Linked DNA regions of Homo sapiens: region 1 is linked to region 2. The links are chromatin loops, found by intact Hi-C in ENCODE. Cell type or tissue: endothelial cell of umbilical vein. All regions are shown on one strand. Each heading gives the region's core, and the rest is flanking DNA. Links, peaks and the distances in the headings are about the cores only. Region 1 overlaps LOC107984676 (a long non-coding RNA gene). Region 2 overlaps LINC02331 (long intergenic non-protein coding RNA 2331).

Evidence for each region. A loop is a pair of places that touch in the nucleus more often than their neighbours do. Peaks named below come from ENCODE experiments on the same cell type or tissue, not always from the same donor. Only the 100,000 strongest peaks of a DNase experiment are listed, where the experiment ranks them.
Region 1: a loop joins it to region 2, with 6 times the contacts of the local background. A loop is called at or near these places in 4 of 110 quality-filtered maps.

Annotation. Positions count from the first base shown.
Region 1 is chr14:53,877,889-53,886,232 of GRCh38, reverse strand. LOC107984676 (a long non-coding RNA gene) reads left to right here. Exons shown (of 4, transcript XR_001750978.2): 3 at 6,509-6,662. Among named protein-coding and RNA genes, the nearest start is that of LINC02331, 31 kb to the right of the region's middle. In endothelial cell of umbilical vein, for the core only: no CTCF peak of the experiment used is centred there; DNase peaks (open chromatin) are centred at 782, 4,702, 5,272, 6,282 and 2 weaker places; H3K27ac peaks cover 4,724 bases.
Region 2 is chr14:53,710,963-53,719,306 of GRCh38, reverse strand. All of the region lies in intron 5 of LINC02331 (long intergenic non-protein coding RNA 2331), which reads left to right. LOC105370504 (a long non-coding RNA gene) reads right to left here. Exons shown (of 4, transcript XR_943876.3): 4 at 1-195. Among named protein-coding and RNA genes, the nearest start is that of LINC02331, 140 kb to the left of the region's middle. In endothelial cell of umbilical vein, for the core only: no CTCF peak of the experiment used is centred there; DNase peaks (open chromatin) are centred at 2,596, 3,796 and 4,456; H3K27ac peaks cover 1,673 bases.

The DNA of each region.
Region 1 (8,344 bases), core at 60-8,059, 170 kb before region 2:
AGCAGTGGTTCTCAGTGGGGTGATTTGGTCCCACCAGGGCACATTTGGCAATGTCTAGAGACAATTTTGTTTGTCACAGTGAGGGGGTGGAGTGGGATGAGGGTTGAGGATCGAGGTGATAATGACACCTGAGGGGTAGGGGACAGCAATGCTGCTAAACACGTTACAATGCGTAGGACAGCCCCTAGAGCAGAGAATGATCTAGTCCAAAATGCCTTACAACCTTGGCAGAAGTCTCCTTTCCTCTGTACTCCCCGACATGGGGGTCCCATCCTCTTCTTGGTCAATGCCTTTTTCTTTCCACTTTTCCCCATTCCATGGTTCTAGTGAGTGTGCACACGGGAACAGAAGAAGAGTAATTCCTTTATTTTTGTCTCTCCACTTTTCCGTTCCTTTGCTGCCTTGGGGAGTCCCCCTATACCTGATTTCTGCCAGTTTCCTGACAAAGTTGAGGTTTCTCTATTTATATCCCTAAAAGTGAAGCTTTTCAAATATGTAAGATCTGAGGTTCACTGGCACAATATGGCATACTTAAGACAGGATTGAGGTCCGAGAGGGAGTCGTGAAAGAAAAAGAGGACACAGAGTCTGGATATTTGACTGTGTTTAAAAGACATCAAGGCACCCAGTGGAACATGGCAAAAAGGAGCTGCCAGTCAGTTTTGTTTATGTGGAACAAGCCAATTGTTTCCTCCCATGTGAGTGGCTGGTTTTGTTTTATCTTTATGTAGCTGCTATTCCTCCTTTTCCCCCACAGACCAACTAGAAGTCATTCTTTTTGTGATCTTTGTTTTTTTTTTCTTCCAATGAACTCTTATTTTGCTGCATAGTATCAAAATATTTTCTTCAAAGACAATTTCCTTTAAAAATAAACTGTTATCAGAGAGAAGCTATGTTCACAGCTGGTAAAGGCATGATTAAATAATCACCGTATGGGGAATTGAAAAGCAATTTCATAATATAGCTTTAGATTCCAAAGAGAAAATCTAAGGAAACATTCCAGTTAGTTAAGAAAACTTTTAATCAAATGAAGTGTTTGAGCTCTACTTGGTTTTTGTGTGTTTTTTTTTATTGGCAACTTTCTGTATGTGCATGTTTTACTTGGTGAGAGTTTGTAAGAGGTTATCTTAATACAGTAATGGACTTCCTGAGAGTTTGGTTAACCTTCTAATTACATATAAAATAGCCTTCCAAATAGTTACAATAAATGTTTTAGACATAAATTTGACATGAGTCTGTATCTTTACTGCTAGTCTCTACTATAACTCTTTTTTTTGAAAAAAAAATACCATTAATCTAAGAAGAAACAGAGTATCTAAAGCAGAAACTCCTATATTGTTTATGTTCATAGAGTGACATAAACTCTTAGACTCTTCATGAGTAGTGACATTATGGAGAAGGAAACCCTACTTTTGAATAGAAAAAAACTGGAGCTCTGCCAAAGCCCAGCATGTAATTCCAGGAATCATCAAATCTCTCTGGGACTTAGTTTATCTCATCTATAGACTAGGTGCAACATGATCACTCTTCAGGTTTGTCCTACAACTAGAGCTTACCAGTGCAAAAGCCTTACCACAGTACATGCCAGGTTGTCAACAATCGGTGATTCAATAAACAATAGCTGTGATCAATACCTTGATTGTATAGGCAATTCAGACAACACTAGCTTTTTATGTAAAAGTTTCCTCTTTGAAACTAATAAAATATCAGAGTTACCAAAGAGATATTTGTAAAATACTTATTGGAATATCTAAGGCCCCAGATCAAAATATTCTAAGCTGGACAATAATTTTATGCCTATGCTTTGGGTCCAGTATGCACTGATTTTAGACCAGAATTCTTTGATTTTTTTTTTGCATTGTTGGGTATGGAAATCCTGTACTAATACCAGACATTAAAACAATTTACACAGCTGTAATTGTGAGACAATGTAAATTCCATTAGAAAATTGTATTTGAATGATTATAAATGTTATTCTATAATCGACCTAAGATTGTTAAATCATAAACTTAACTATGAAATTTAACGCTATTTAAATACATTTAAAATAATATAAAATGTACCTTTTAAGCTTTTCAAATTTATGTATTTATTATTATTATTAATATTTTAGTGACTGGGTCTCATTCTGTTGCTCACGCTAGAGTACAATGCTACAATCATAGCTCATTGCAGTCTTGAACTCCTCGGTTTAAACGATACTCCTTCCTCAGCCTCTGGAGTAGCTAGGACTACAGGCATGTGCTGCCACGCCTGACTAATGAAAAAAAAATCTGTAGAGATGGGGTCTTGCTATGTTGCCCAGGCTGTTCTCCAACTCCTAGTTTCAAATGATCCTCCTACATTGCCCAAAGTGCTGGGATTACAGATGTGAGCCACTACACCTGGCCTCAAGTTGATTTAATTGTGTAAGATGAAAAATAATTGAAGTACTCTGTTTCATAAAGCTATATAGAATCTTGAAAAACAATGACTTGGAAAGATTTTTCCAAATTTTGTGAAATGACTTTTTATTGTTCACATGCAGCTCAGAATATTTTAATATTTGGGTATACAGTAAAATAATCAAAATTATACATTCTAAAAACATATTTTGAACTTCTAGAACAGAATTAACATGCTTTAGAACTGTGTTCAAGTGACTCATTCAGTAAGCCATTAAATCAGTTGACATAATACAGTATTTGAAATACCTTCCCAAAGCATATTTATCTATATTTTATTTCCTGTGAAAATTTGAAATTTAAGTACTTGTCATTTTGACATAAGCATATGTCATTTTTGTATTTATCTTAAAAAATTGTATTTAACATTTTGTAAAGACTTCCATTAGTATTAACCCAATAGAGCAAAATAATCAGAGAATGGAATTTTAGTTAAACTCTTTTTTTTTTACCTTTTATAGGAGTGCTATATCACACCTGTTTCTGAGCTTTAGGTTGGAGGTACTTCAATGAAAAAAATAACCTTGTATCCGCACACAACCTTATATGCACATAGGATTTTAAAACATGAGATGAGTTCCATTATTCAGCAAATGGCATTCTCCGATTCTAAAAAATGGAAATAAAATCAGAATCAGTGACATGCAGATAAAGGGAATCAACCAAGTCTTCAAACTTATTGCTTTGTATTTTTGTCTTATGAACTTTGAATTGAACTTCTGCACAGGATCTGATCTGGATGAAATGTCATATATCTGAGACTGATCCTTATCTCCTAAACGTTTCCTTTGTTTCTTTGATTCTTTGGGCTTTACCCTCTTATTTTATTGTGAGTGGCCCAGAGCTTTGATCTTGCAATAAGCTCTGGCTCGCAACACAAACCTTTGCTTTGCTATGACACACAGAAGGACGTGGGTATACTCAGAAAATCTAAATAGACAAGAGGTTACTTCTTCTGTGGTTAGGGCTAAAGGCAAATGGGGTAACTTCAGAATTTATTGTCTCCCATTACATTATGGGAAACTAAAAATTCACACGGGTATTTTAACATTAAGAAAGCACACCTGTGAGAACAAGTTTGATGTACAGTATCTATCTGTTTCTCATTTCAGTTACAATAGTTTCTTGAGTTTTAAGAATTAAAACTTCCCCTTTTGTATTGTTGCAGACATAAAATATTTAGAACCATCTTTCAGATTTCAAATTCCTTTCTGGTTAAAAAAATTATATTAAGATAGTTTTGAAGTTGTACAGTAAATAAAAATTGATTAATATACTGAGCACAAAGTATATCACACAAAGGTGCTTTTTAGCTGAAATATCAATTAGAAATGCACAATATATAATAAAATAGGAGTTATAAGTGTTGTGTTTGCAATTAATATTTCATATGTTCTATTTTAAATTTTTCTTACATTAAGAAAAAAAGATGCATACAATTTTCTGAACCACATAGTTCATTGTATCTACAATATCAGACAATGTGTAAAATAATCATCTACCAGAGGAACGTATTTAAGCCAGCAGACACCCTGTGCATGTTACATGTGTACAATGTACCTCTAAAATTACGAGTGTCATAAATAGAGTGTGTTGACACTCAGATGACTCTAAAGATGCTTGAGGAGAACTTCAAAGGGTTTCTTTCTTCAGTAACGTCTACTAATAAGTTAATTATAAACATATAAGTAATGGTTTTTAAAGTAATTTTCTTATTGTGTATGTCTTTGTTTAAGAAGAAAATGTTGAGCAGCAAGCCGGTCCCAGCCATGTGACCATATTAGTGGCGAGTTTATCATCTTGAAATGGACACCAACACTTTTATGTCCCTCAAACTAAAAGCAGCTAAGAAATTGAATTCATATGCTTAATAAATGAGTAATTAGAATGGGAAAATTTTATTCGCCAGTGTCAGACATTTCCCTCCTTCTACTACCAGTTTTCATTAAGTTTGAGAAAGTACAGCCGAAAGAGTCAGTTCAGATATACACTGGGAAACAACTCAAAACTGCTTTTCATTTTGAGTATTAGAGACTTTTGTTATCTTTATTTATAGTTTTACGTACGTGCTCATTTTTTTTAAACTGGAACTCATCTGCTAGCTACTAAACAATCACTGAACTTTGTCCAGTGGGTTCATAACCTGAATTCAAGTTGTAGGTAATGTTTGTAATTCTAAAAATGCCAACATTTGTCATTGTGAATTATGTTTCCTTTAGGAAATTCCTTTACTAAAGAGAGGCAGTCATTTTTGACACTAATCAGATGCCTCTGTGCTGACCCTCTTGCTGAATGAGGCCAGGCTTTCTAGGTTATTAGTATTTAAAAAGAAATAACCACCCAATGTAGCATTTCAGTAAATAATGACCTACAAGACCTATTAGGCATATTCCACAATTTTTCCCACCCGTAGCAATGATTAACTCAGAAAACATTACAGAGCTTTTCTGGTGTCAGCTGAGCAGGGGCTTGTGGTTCTTCATTCACATTTTTCACTTAATCCCATGGCTTTGAATTCTTTCCCTTGTAAGTTCCTATATATAAAGATTAGAAACTGCTTCTGGCTATGCAGAATTACATGCTTTTAGATGAAATTCAATCCATTGTAAAAAATTCTGTTCAGAGCAACACTATTTATTTCTTGTTGGATTTGGATGACACAGAGAAGAACTGGGAACAGAAATTATGTTACCCAATTTTAATAAGCTGTAGCAATAATTTTGAGAAACACTAGAAAAATTAAACACTGGTGAGTTTATTTAAGCCTTTTAAGGGAAAAAAAAAAGGAAATACCAGAAGATAATTAAAAGTGCAGAGCTAACTTTTCCTCTGGAATGTCTTTGGCTTGCCTTCCTTTTATATAGATTATGTCATAGTGGAGGTTGGGGATTGAAAAATAATTTTTGGTATTTAAGGAAGTGATAGGTTTTTGTGATTCTTAATACTCATCTTTGCGTAAAACAGGTTGAAATAAATCTTTAACAGTGAAGAAAGAAAAATGTTTGGATCTCATGAGCTGTTGGAAATTTTCTTATTGCCTCTTTTCTAAATATAATAGGTTAAAACGTGGAGAATTTCTGAAAAGTGATTACTTTTTCCCAAATAGTTGATCTGACCACATATAGACTAGAGAGGGGACTCCTCTCTGAGTTTTGAGATGGGACTCTAGATATTTGGCTGCAGAAGCCTAAAGAAGCAAAAACAATGGGGCTTGGGATGGGGAGGTGGGGTGTCTACAAGTCAGTTACGGAGGAAAATGCCGAACAAATATTTCGCTGGTTCATATAGCAGGATTAACATTTTTGTTCCTCGTGGAGCACAGGCATAAATCCTTAGAGAATCTCAGCAAAATCTGTTGAAGGGTCACTTGAACTTAAAGGTAACAAATTCTTGGGGTCTTTGAGTTATATATTTTTACATACTTGTGCCCTTTTCAACTAACAGAAAGGGCAAAATACCCACAGAGCCCTCCTTTATTGTTCTCTGTGCCCTCCTCTGCCTTTCACGTCTTATTTTCCTCCCAGATGTGTTTAGCAGATTCGTGTTTTGGTTTGTGTAAATGAGCCACATCTCAAAGTCGTCATGACCCCCCAACTTCTGAGTCTACTCTTAATGGCTAACCCTTACTTCCTCACTTCCCAATCTGCCCCCTTAAAACATTTGCAGCTCCACTGTGTTTAACATTAGCATTTGATGGTTCTCAGGATTCATTCAAAGATGGGAAATGAGTTTTTTTGTTTTTTTTTTAATTGACTTGGCTGGAAGGTGCTCATATAGAAATGATGCTGGGAACAGCAAATGAGCAGACATCCTAGGGAAGTGAGGTAATCGCACTAGGCAGAGGGTGGTTCCGGAAGGTCCCACTCGGGGTGGGCTTCAGCGTTACACAGACTGACTCTCCCAGTCCTTAACTGAGTGCCTGATAAGAGAAAGGGCTTTGTAAATACGTAACCCCTTTCCCTATGTGCCCCTCTCATCCCCACTAAGTATTATTGACTGACTCTGGTCCCGAAAGACTTTTTTTTTTTTTGGAACTAATTTGATTTTTTTTTTTTTTTTTCCAAGAGCATGCCTTCGTTGAGCTGAGACCCAGGCTTCTCTGACAAACTCTGTTGAGGAAACTGGAAATGATCTACTAAAGAATATAGATCGCTGAGTCTGATGTTGTACGAAACTCATAATACCTGACTGGGGAAAAAAAAAAACCAATGTAGGAAAAGTGAGTGTCACCAGAAAGAACACAGAATGGTGAGCCCTGAGAAGGCAGGTCTGTGACTGTTCCGTGCACCACAACATCCCGAGGGTGGTGGGTGCTTGGGCGTGCTTACTGAATGAATTCTCTTGCAAGATACCGTTGCCAAGTCTTCAACTTGTTCCTTTCCAATGTCATTTGTATTAAGCCTGAAATTTGCTTTGAAATCACAGGAAGAAAGAATCTATATAAACTAAATGGCCATTGTTTTCATTAATATTGTTATGTCACACCCAATCCCTAATCCCTCCCAGACAACAATTGAACCAAAGCAATATCAGTCACGTGATGCCTGAGGTCAAGTGAGTTCACCTCCCTGCCCGTAGCCCAGCATCATGTAAACCACTAAAATAAAGGCAAAGACATCTAGTATTTCTCTGGAGGCACACACTTAATAAAAACACAACTGAGGTGAGGAGGCTCAGAGAGAACATTGCTCAATTCCTAAATAGGAGTAAGTTACACTCAGACACAGACCCAGTCTCCTCCAAATTTCTTTTTTATTTTTTTGAATGAAGTTAGGAGAAAAAGGATTTTGGGCTTGCAGTTTGCTGTGGAGAGCGAGAGTCTGGCCTCACGTGCACAAGATGATTTCTTTTCTTTTTCTTTCTTTCTTTCTTTCTTTCTTTCTTCTTCTTCTTTTTTCTTTTTTTAATAAAGTAAGCACATTTAATGGAAATACATTTAATAGAAGATAAGGGTAGATTTGGAAACTTAAAATTCTTGCTAACTCTTAACCACACCTGGGTTAGTAGCATCTGGACTGCCATTACAGCCTTCTAACCAGCATTTCCACATCCTTTCTCATGCCTTCCATTTACACCCAACTCCATATATTCTCCACAGCATTCAGAATAGTGTTTTAAAAATAAAAATTTTTATTTATTTATTTATTTTTAATTATACTTTAAGTTCTGGGATACATGTGCAGAATGGGCAGGTTTGTTACATAGGTACACACGTGCCATGGTGGTTTGCTGCACCCATCAACCCGTCATCTACATTAGGTATTTATCCTAATGCTATCCCTCCCCTAGCCCCCCACCCCACAACAGGCCCCAGTGTGTGATGTTCCCCACCCTGTGTCCATGTGTTCTCATTGTTCAACTCCCACTTATGAGTGAGAACATGTGGTGTTTGGTTTTCTGTTCCTGTGCTAATTTGCTGAGAATGATGGTTTCCAGCTTCATCTATGTCCCTGCAAAGGACATGAACTCATCCTTTTTTATGGCTGCATAGTATTCCATGGTGTATATGTGCCACATTTTCTTTATCCAGTCTATCACTGATGGGCATTTGGGTTGGTTCCAAGTCTTTGCTATTGTGAACAGTGACACAATAAACATACGTGTGCATGTGTCTTTATAGCAGAATGATTTATAATCCTTTGGGTATATACCCAGTAATGGGATTGCTGGGTCAAATGGTATTTCTAGTTCTAGATCTTTGAGGAATGGCCACACTGTCTTCCACAACGGTGGAACTAATTTACACTCCCACCAACAGTGTAAAAGCATTCCTATTTCTCCACATCCTCTCCAGCATCTGTTGTTTCCTGACTTTTTAATGATCATCATTCTAACTGGCGTGAGATGGTAACTCATTGTGGTTTTGATTTGCATTTCTCTAATGACCAGTGATGACGAGCT
Region 2 (8,344 bases), core at 38-8,037:
TCTCCTCCTCTGATCACACACAGAGTAAGAGCATTTTCTCTCACTCAGGCTAAATATTCCCACTTCTTTAAGGCATTCTTGTTTAAATGGAATCTGGATCTCCCATGGTCCTACTTGACCTCTGCAGATGCTTTCTAGTTGGTCAATGTCTTCATCCAGTGGCTCACAGAACTGGTTTTGGCCCCTGGATGTGATCTGAAAAGAGAGAAGACAACAAGACTAAAAGTTCACTGGATCAGGAATGATGCTCCTGTTCATGCAGCCTAGAGTTTTTTGTGAACCATGTCACACCACTGTAGTGGACTAAAACTTCCAGAATTTTTCAGATGACTTGAGACATGTTCAATCTCCCCCTCTAATGTGAGCTTTATTGTTCAAGAATTTACCTGGAGTATTCAAATGGTCAAGTGAAACCAACGATACCATAATGACCTAGAGGTTGGAAAGTTGGAAAGGAATGGCCTAGAGGAGACAAAGGCCAAAGAAGAAGGAGAACAGGAATGGGGATGCTGATGTGTTTTGCAGCTACTTTATCATTTCACTAAAGCTTCACGGTGCAGTACATTTCCATATGGACAGGGATCATGGCTACTGACGTATCACTGTAGCCCTGCAACTACAACAGTGCCTGGCACATACTAAGCACTTAGCAAGAATTTGTGAGAAAGTGGGCACAATCCCTGGACTGTTTTCTGTGCAGGTCACAGGAACATTGAAATCTGGCATTGCATTTCTCGCAATGGGGAAAAAGCATCTGTCTGTGAGTATGTGATATGCTAGGTGTGTGTGGACTCAAAAGCAGAGGTGTTCGGTTATAGCAATAATTTTCATAGGATTCTCTGAGGACAGGTTCTTAGGGAGGGCAGCAGGGGATGCAATTGAGTGGGGTCTCAGGTCCCCATCCCACCACAAACCTAGAATAGCTTGACTTTTAGCTGTTTTGTATATTGAGTTTCCACACACATTTTCTTTTGAAGACATGGCTCCTTGGCTAAAAATCATGTTAATATTACCAGGTTTTGATGTTGTTTGCAGCTACTTTATCATTTCAGGAGGAGATTAAGACAGGTTAAAATGACAGTGAAGAACTACAATGCCCATCTCTCCCACATCTGAGCTGGTTGGTATCTGGCTGCTGCCTATACGCTCTAGAGACGGGGAAACTCATGCTATGCCAGACAGCCTGCTGGGCCAGGTCTCCTGCAAAGAGAACCACAATGGGCACACTCTGCTTGTCACAAAGCAAAGTAGCCTTTTTCTGAGCTCCATTAGAAGATTTCTGGGCAGACACAGACCCGGCCAGACCCTCTTGTAGAAAGTTCTCACTCCTCAGGCTCAGGAAATGCTCCCTCCCTGACAGATATTTCCCTCTCCTCACTTTGCTTTGTCCACATTAGCTGGCTTTCGTGCCTAAATCTTGGCCTTTCCCAAACCCACTTTATTATTACCTGCATCGAGAGTGGGAAGTTGGTTTAAAACGCAGAAATGGTTGTGCACCCATAACTTTAACCAGGTGAAGAAACACGGGAGTGAAGTAGGGGAACCGGAGACAGGAGCTACTTCTGCAAGACTTGCCATAAAGTGAGTGAAGAAAAGCACTCACTCTCACCCCAGGAAAAAAAAGGAATAGGTGTAGCTCTTGAGAGCAGAGCTGAAGGAAGATCTATTATATCAACGCCATCTTACTCTATATAATCATTAGAGGCTGCGTGTCTCCTAATACTCATCCTGGTTAGAGAAGATAGAGAATGGAAACCGAAGAGCTCTCCTGGTATCCCCTTCACATTCAGTGTCTCTCTCTCTCTCTCTCTCTCTCTCTCTCTCCCTCTCCCTATCTCTCTCCTTTTTTTAATTTAATTTAATTTTTTTTTTGAGACAGGGTCTCACTCTTGTCACCCAGGCCAGAGTACAGTGGTGCAATCACGTTCACTGCAGCCTCAACCTCCTGGGCTCAATCTATCCTCCCACCTCAGCTTCCTGAGTAGCTGGGACCACAGGCATGTGCCACCACACCTGGCTAATTTTTTGTATGTTTTGTAGAGACAGGGTCTTGCCATGTTGTCCAGGCTGGTCTTGAACTCGTGGGCTCAAGCGATCCACCCACCTTGGCCTCCTGAATTGCTGGGATTACAGGCATGAGCCACTACACCCACTCCCAGTTTCTCTCTTAGAGAAGAGAGAGAGAAAAAAAATGCATCTTCCAGATGTACCAGAACCCCTTTATTTAGGAAAAGTCTTAAATTCTTGACTTTCAGATCTCCCCAAAGGATCATGAGCTTGAAAGAGCACATTTTTAAAGATACTAATTCATGCCTTGAGCTTTTCTCCACAGTGCGAGTCTATGACAGGTAACGTTTTGCTCCAAGTCAAAGCTACATCAACTGAAATGAAAATCTGAGCACATCTCAGGCCCAAACGACGTCTCAGACCCAAAACACGAGCTTCAAATGGCACTAGGGTAAATACTGAATGTTTTCATAGTCTTTGTCCAAAATAAACATTTGAAAAATCCCAGAGGTTTTAGTTTCCTGAAGTAAAGAAAAATCATATTTCCAGCTGTCATTGGAAAATATCACAAAAAATCCCACGTTTTTATCTTCCCAAATATTTTTACAATTACTAAATACTTAAAGGACTATTGTCATTTGTTTCTATGTTGGTGAGCTGTTCATACAGAAAGCCCTTACATCAAGAGTCCTAAGGTATTGAAACAGATCACATAAAACTACAAGAGAGGCTTCCTCCTTTACTTTACTCTCCTTTTTGAGTGAAGTAAGAGTCTGATATAATTGCCCATGTGCTCAGTAAATGTGCCAAAGTGCAATATTTTGTCTTTACTATTGAGAATGTTTTTATAAACACGTAGTGATCAGCATATTCTGACTTTCAGAAATATTAACTACAAAATTGGCAGCAAACTTCAACAGTTGCAAAAATCCATATGTTCATTAAATTATTTTATTGTGGGATTTTTTTATTGGCTTTTTTTGTTGTTGTTACTGCTTTCAGTTTTTGAAGGCAGTTTTTGTATCTTTTCTTCTCAAGGCCTTTGGGGTCCTTTAGAATTTTAATTGAAATATGGTAATCCATTTTCTTTGCTAAAATTCATTTTTATAAGTTAAGATTTTAGAACTTTCCCTGAGGTTTGTAAGAGCTATAGGAGTTGAGATTTAAAACTTTTTTCATAGTTCAGCAGTTTTGCTCAATTTGTAAAACACAGAAGAACTGTGGCACATTTTTGTTCTTTAATGACTAGAATGATAAGTCTATTTTCGTAGGTATAACATAGACAATCTTTCAGGATTTGGCATTATGAAGTCATAGGACTGGAAGAGACCTGGTAAGACTATCTAGTTCCAATATGTGTCTTCAGATCCTTTAGGACCACCCCAGAGAAATAAAAATTTGTTCTATTTTTAAAGCTCTCCCTTAGAGATGTTTTTCTTCCTTGACAACAATTTATCATGTAGCAATCTTTATTTCCCTTTTATAGATAAAGATATATATCTTTCCTTTTGCCTTATTTTTTTCTCAGATTCCTTTACACTCATTAGATAATTTCAAAAACACCACTGCAGATCATTTGGTGCTACCATTTCTTTTTTTATAGAGAAAGACATTGAGCCATAGGAGTTAAGTGACTGGCCCCAAGCCTCATTAGAGATGTGAGTCATATTTGGGAGTGAGAACACAGAGCCACAGCCTTCATTCCTGAGCTGTTTCCTCAACTCTGTATTTTTCTTTAACAAATCAAAAAGCAAAAGTAAAAACAATCCCATTTGAGCGACCAAACAATGGTAATCAGATGTGCACCAGCCAATGGCTACTGTGGAAAGAGTTCAACCACCTACAGAGCAATGTCCATCTGTGCTTGTGCAGATACCAAGCTTTCACTTGGCTCATTTCCTAATCTCACTACAAGAAGATAGAAAGGCAATTGTCAAGAAAAAGGACGCACTTTGCATTGCTGTAACTCCAAACATGAACAAGTGAGATTGAGCTAATACCAAAAAGCAAACTCCTCAGTTGATTTGCAACAAGCAGTTCACATGAAACTGGCTGGCTCTATCACTATTGTTCTCATATCGGTACCACTGGACAGCTTTAATTAATATCAGAAACAGCACAGGAAACATCCTTTAATTATTCCTGTTATGTTTAGAGAAAATGTAGCTTACTAAAAACAAAGTAAACTATAAGCCTTTGAACTTGAGTGTTATCTGTGTCCTTTGGCTTGTGAGGGTTTTGTGTTATCGGACATGATAATTTGTTTTCAGTGATACCCTTGATGAAATTAATTGAGTTTTAGACTAGCATACATTTCCTTTTGCTGATACTTTCACTCTTGGCAGGGTCTTATCTGAGCAGTTAGTCCTGTTCTCGTCTGGTTCTGTCTGCTGAGATTTAATAGCTGCAGGACTGTTGTTGTTTTAAACAAAGATGTTTACTTTTGTTATTAATGTAATATTCAATTCACTTCCCCTTTTTATCTTCCCATAACGCAGAGACCTACTCCCTTTTTTTGATGGAGATGATGGTTTTGGACTTCACTGCTAAGTTTCCTTAGAAACACCCCACCGGACCTTTCCAAATATATCATCATCGTAAGAGGGAAAGCCATTTCAGACACTCCTATCTGTACACTTGGCTTGAATTCAATTGCTATCTAACTGCTAGGTCCTAAACATTTCCTTTTATTTTTTTTTCCAACTGTATTCTTTATTTCAAACATTAAAGTGCTATAATGCTTGGTGGGAAAAAATTTAAAATTTCAAATAAGATCTCCTCAACCACATGTTGACTTCACCTAGTTTTAGATCATGCTGTGCATTGCATATCGTTTTTGAAGTTTTTTTGCTCGTATATTACTATATATAAGATAGATTGGTTTTATACTAAAGAAAGAATACTATATTTAGTATTCTGCTATTAGCTTTTACGTATATTAATTTGTCTTCGACATCTCCCTAAGTATGTTTTAAGAACTTAATTAGTGCCATATTGTTAGAGATTAAGTTCTTCCCAGTGTTTTTGCTATTATAAAACAATATTAGTTTATTTAAGCATGAGAAGTAGAGTGTAAATCTATCTTTAATATTTCAAAATAGTATGCTTATTGAATAATCAATTTTTTCTATCATGATTTGAATGGGACTTTCTATGATTTAATAAATGATATGTATTTCTCCTAAGAAACTATTGTTTGAATCACCAACCACTGTTTACTTAAGCTGGGTGGCCCTCAAGCAATACATGAACTACTCCCTAACATTTGTTCAATCAGACAACAAATGTTTACATCTTCCTACCTTCCAAGGACTGTGTTGGTTTCTGGGTATACAGTGAAGAGAGGTGTAACCATGGCTCCCACCTTCGTGGTAACGAGTAAGTCAGCACTCAGCAAAGTATAAAGAAATTACAAATATAGCAGTATCTCCATTCTCTTCTTCTTTTCACTGGTATAGTCGGGTCTATTTTGGGACTCTACTCTAACAGACAATCTGTCTATCTGGTGTCAATAATATAATATTTTAGCTACTTTCACTTTTTATTATGTTTTATATATGATGGAGCTAAAGATAAGATTCTTCCTGTAGTCTTTTTTTTTCTTCAGGAAGATCCTGACTATTCTTACATAATTATACATCTGACAAATGACTAATATCTACAGTCTACAAGGAACTAAAAAAAAATTTGATAAAACAAATAATTTTACCAAAAAGTGAGCTAAGGACATTAATAGACAATTCCCAAAAGAAGATATACAAATGGCCAACAAACATATGAAAAACATGCTCAACATCACTAACGATCAGGGAAATGCAAATCAAAACCACAATGCAATGCCACCTTACTCCTACAAGAATGGCCATAATAAAAAATCTAAAAATATTAGATGTTGGTGTGGATGCAGTGAAAAGGAAACACTTCTACACTGCTGGTGGGAAAGTAAACTAGTATAATCACTATGGAAAACTGTGTAGAGATTCCTTATAGAACTAAATGTAGAACTACCATTTGATCCAGCAATCCCACTACTGGGTATCTACCCAGAGGAAAAGAAGTCATTATATTAAAAAGATACTTATATATGCATGTTAATAGCAGCATAATTCACATTATAAAAATATGGAACCAGCCCAAATGCCCATCAATCAATGAGTAGATAAAGAAACTGTGGTATATGTATATACGATGGAATACTACTCAGCCATGAAAAGGAATGAATTAATGGCATTTGCAGCAACCTTGATGGAACTGGAGAATATTATTCTAAGTGAAGTAACTCAGGAATGGAAAACCAAACATCGTATGTTCTCAATCATAAGTGAGAGCTAAGCTATGAGGATGCAAAAGCATAAGAATGATACAATGAACTTCGGGGATTCAGGGGAAAGGGTTGGGGGGGCAAAAGACTACAAATTGGGTTCAGTGTATGCTGCTCGCTTGATGTGTGCACCAAAATCTCACAAATCACCACTAAAGAACTTACTCATGTAACCAAATACCACTTGTTCCCCAAAAAACCTATGGAAATAAAAATAAATTAATCACATATTTATAATTTTAAATAAATTTTAGTGGCATTTTGTTGAGTCTTGAACCAATTAAAACCTGCTTGAATTTTGTTTGGGACTACATTGAATGTATTCAATAAATTAAGGAGAATAGACTTCATATGCTTTAAAACATCATGTTAAGACAATGTTTCAGTTAGGGCCTTTTTGGGTGCAAATATCCAAAACTCTCATCCAAATTGATCTGAGCAAAAATAGAATGTGCCTCCTGTAATTGAAAAATCATAAGATTGGTTCAGTTTGATTTAGGGTCTCAAGTGACAATGAGATCCAGATGTTTGTCATAATTTAGCTTAAGGTACCTCAACTGTGGCTTCAATCATTCATTCATTCAGAAAATATTTATCAGGTACCTATTATGTGCCAGGAACTACTCTTTTAGTGTAGAAATATGGTTGCCAACAAGACAACTAAAGTACCTGGCTTCGTGAGAATTACATTCTAATGGTTCTAGTTTAGGTTTGAGGCAAGAGCAACATGGCTAACTATATTGCTCAGCCTACAGCCTCCTAGGTCCAAGTCCTATGGAAAACCAAAGATCCTATAGCCTGAAGAGTTGGAACATCATCCTGGGCCTGAATTAGCTCATGTAGTCAGAAGTTGGAAATATCATTATGCTTTTGGCTTACTCACCTACATGTGGGACTGAGTGTATCAGCCCTAACCAAAGTGTGTGGCCTGAAAGAGGATAGGTACGATTCAAGGAAATTTGGATTGCTACTGACAAAAGAAAGGAGAAAGAAAGCTGCATCCTGAACCCCACAAATATCTATTATATGAAATGTTTCTTCCAGTTTTTTTTTAATTCAGGAGTGAGAATTAAATTTCATTAAATGCCATGTAGTAGGCTTTTATTGAGAAATTACATCATCTTTCTCTTTTAACTAATTAATATGGTGAATTATATTGAAAGATATTCCATTATGAAACTTCTTCCATTCTTGGAATATACTTGCTTACTCATGGTGTAATTATATTTAAAATGCATCACTAGATTTCACTTGGTAGTATTTTGTTCAGGATTTTTGCTTTGATATTAATGAGATTTTTGTGGGGGAAGTTGACAAGGTGTTGATTTTAAAATTATACAGGCTTTATAAAAAGAATTTATGTTTTTTTTCCTTGACTAGCATATTAAGCTGTTATTGCATTGCTATATATTAGACTGAGTAATTTCTAAAGAAAAGGTTTAATTGGCTCATGGCTCTGCAGGCTGTACAGGAAGGTTGGTGCTGGCACCAGCTCTGCTTCTTGAGAAGCCTCAAGAAGCTTACAATCACGGCGGAAGGTGACGGGGGAGCAGGCATGTCACATGACAAAAGCAGGAGTGAATGAGAGTGAGAGAGAGTGGGAGGGGAGTTGCCAAACACTTGTAAATGACCAGATTTTGTGTGAACTCAGTGAAAGCTCACTCATCACCAAGAGGATAGCCGAAACCATTCATGAGGGTTCCACCCCCATGATCCAAACACCTCCTACCAGATCCCACCTTCAACATTAGGGATTACATTTCAACATAAGATTTGGGCAGGAACAAATATCTAAACTATATCAACTACATTTTATAAATGTTTAGTAGCACCAGACTTATCAGTTTCTAGAAAGTCTGGGAAAAAAATTATTCGTACAATTGTAGCAGGAATATGTTTTTTTTAGTGCCCAGAAACTTTTGAGCAACATCTTACTGGTTTGCTATTTCTCACATTGTGACTTATTCACGCTCAAGGTAGAGCTCCTGTATTTTCCAGGTTCCCTTTCAAATGGGA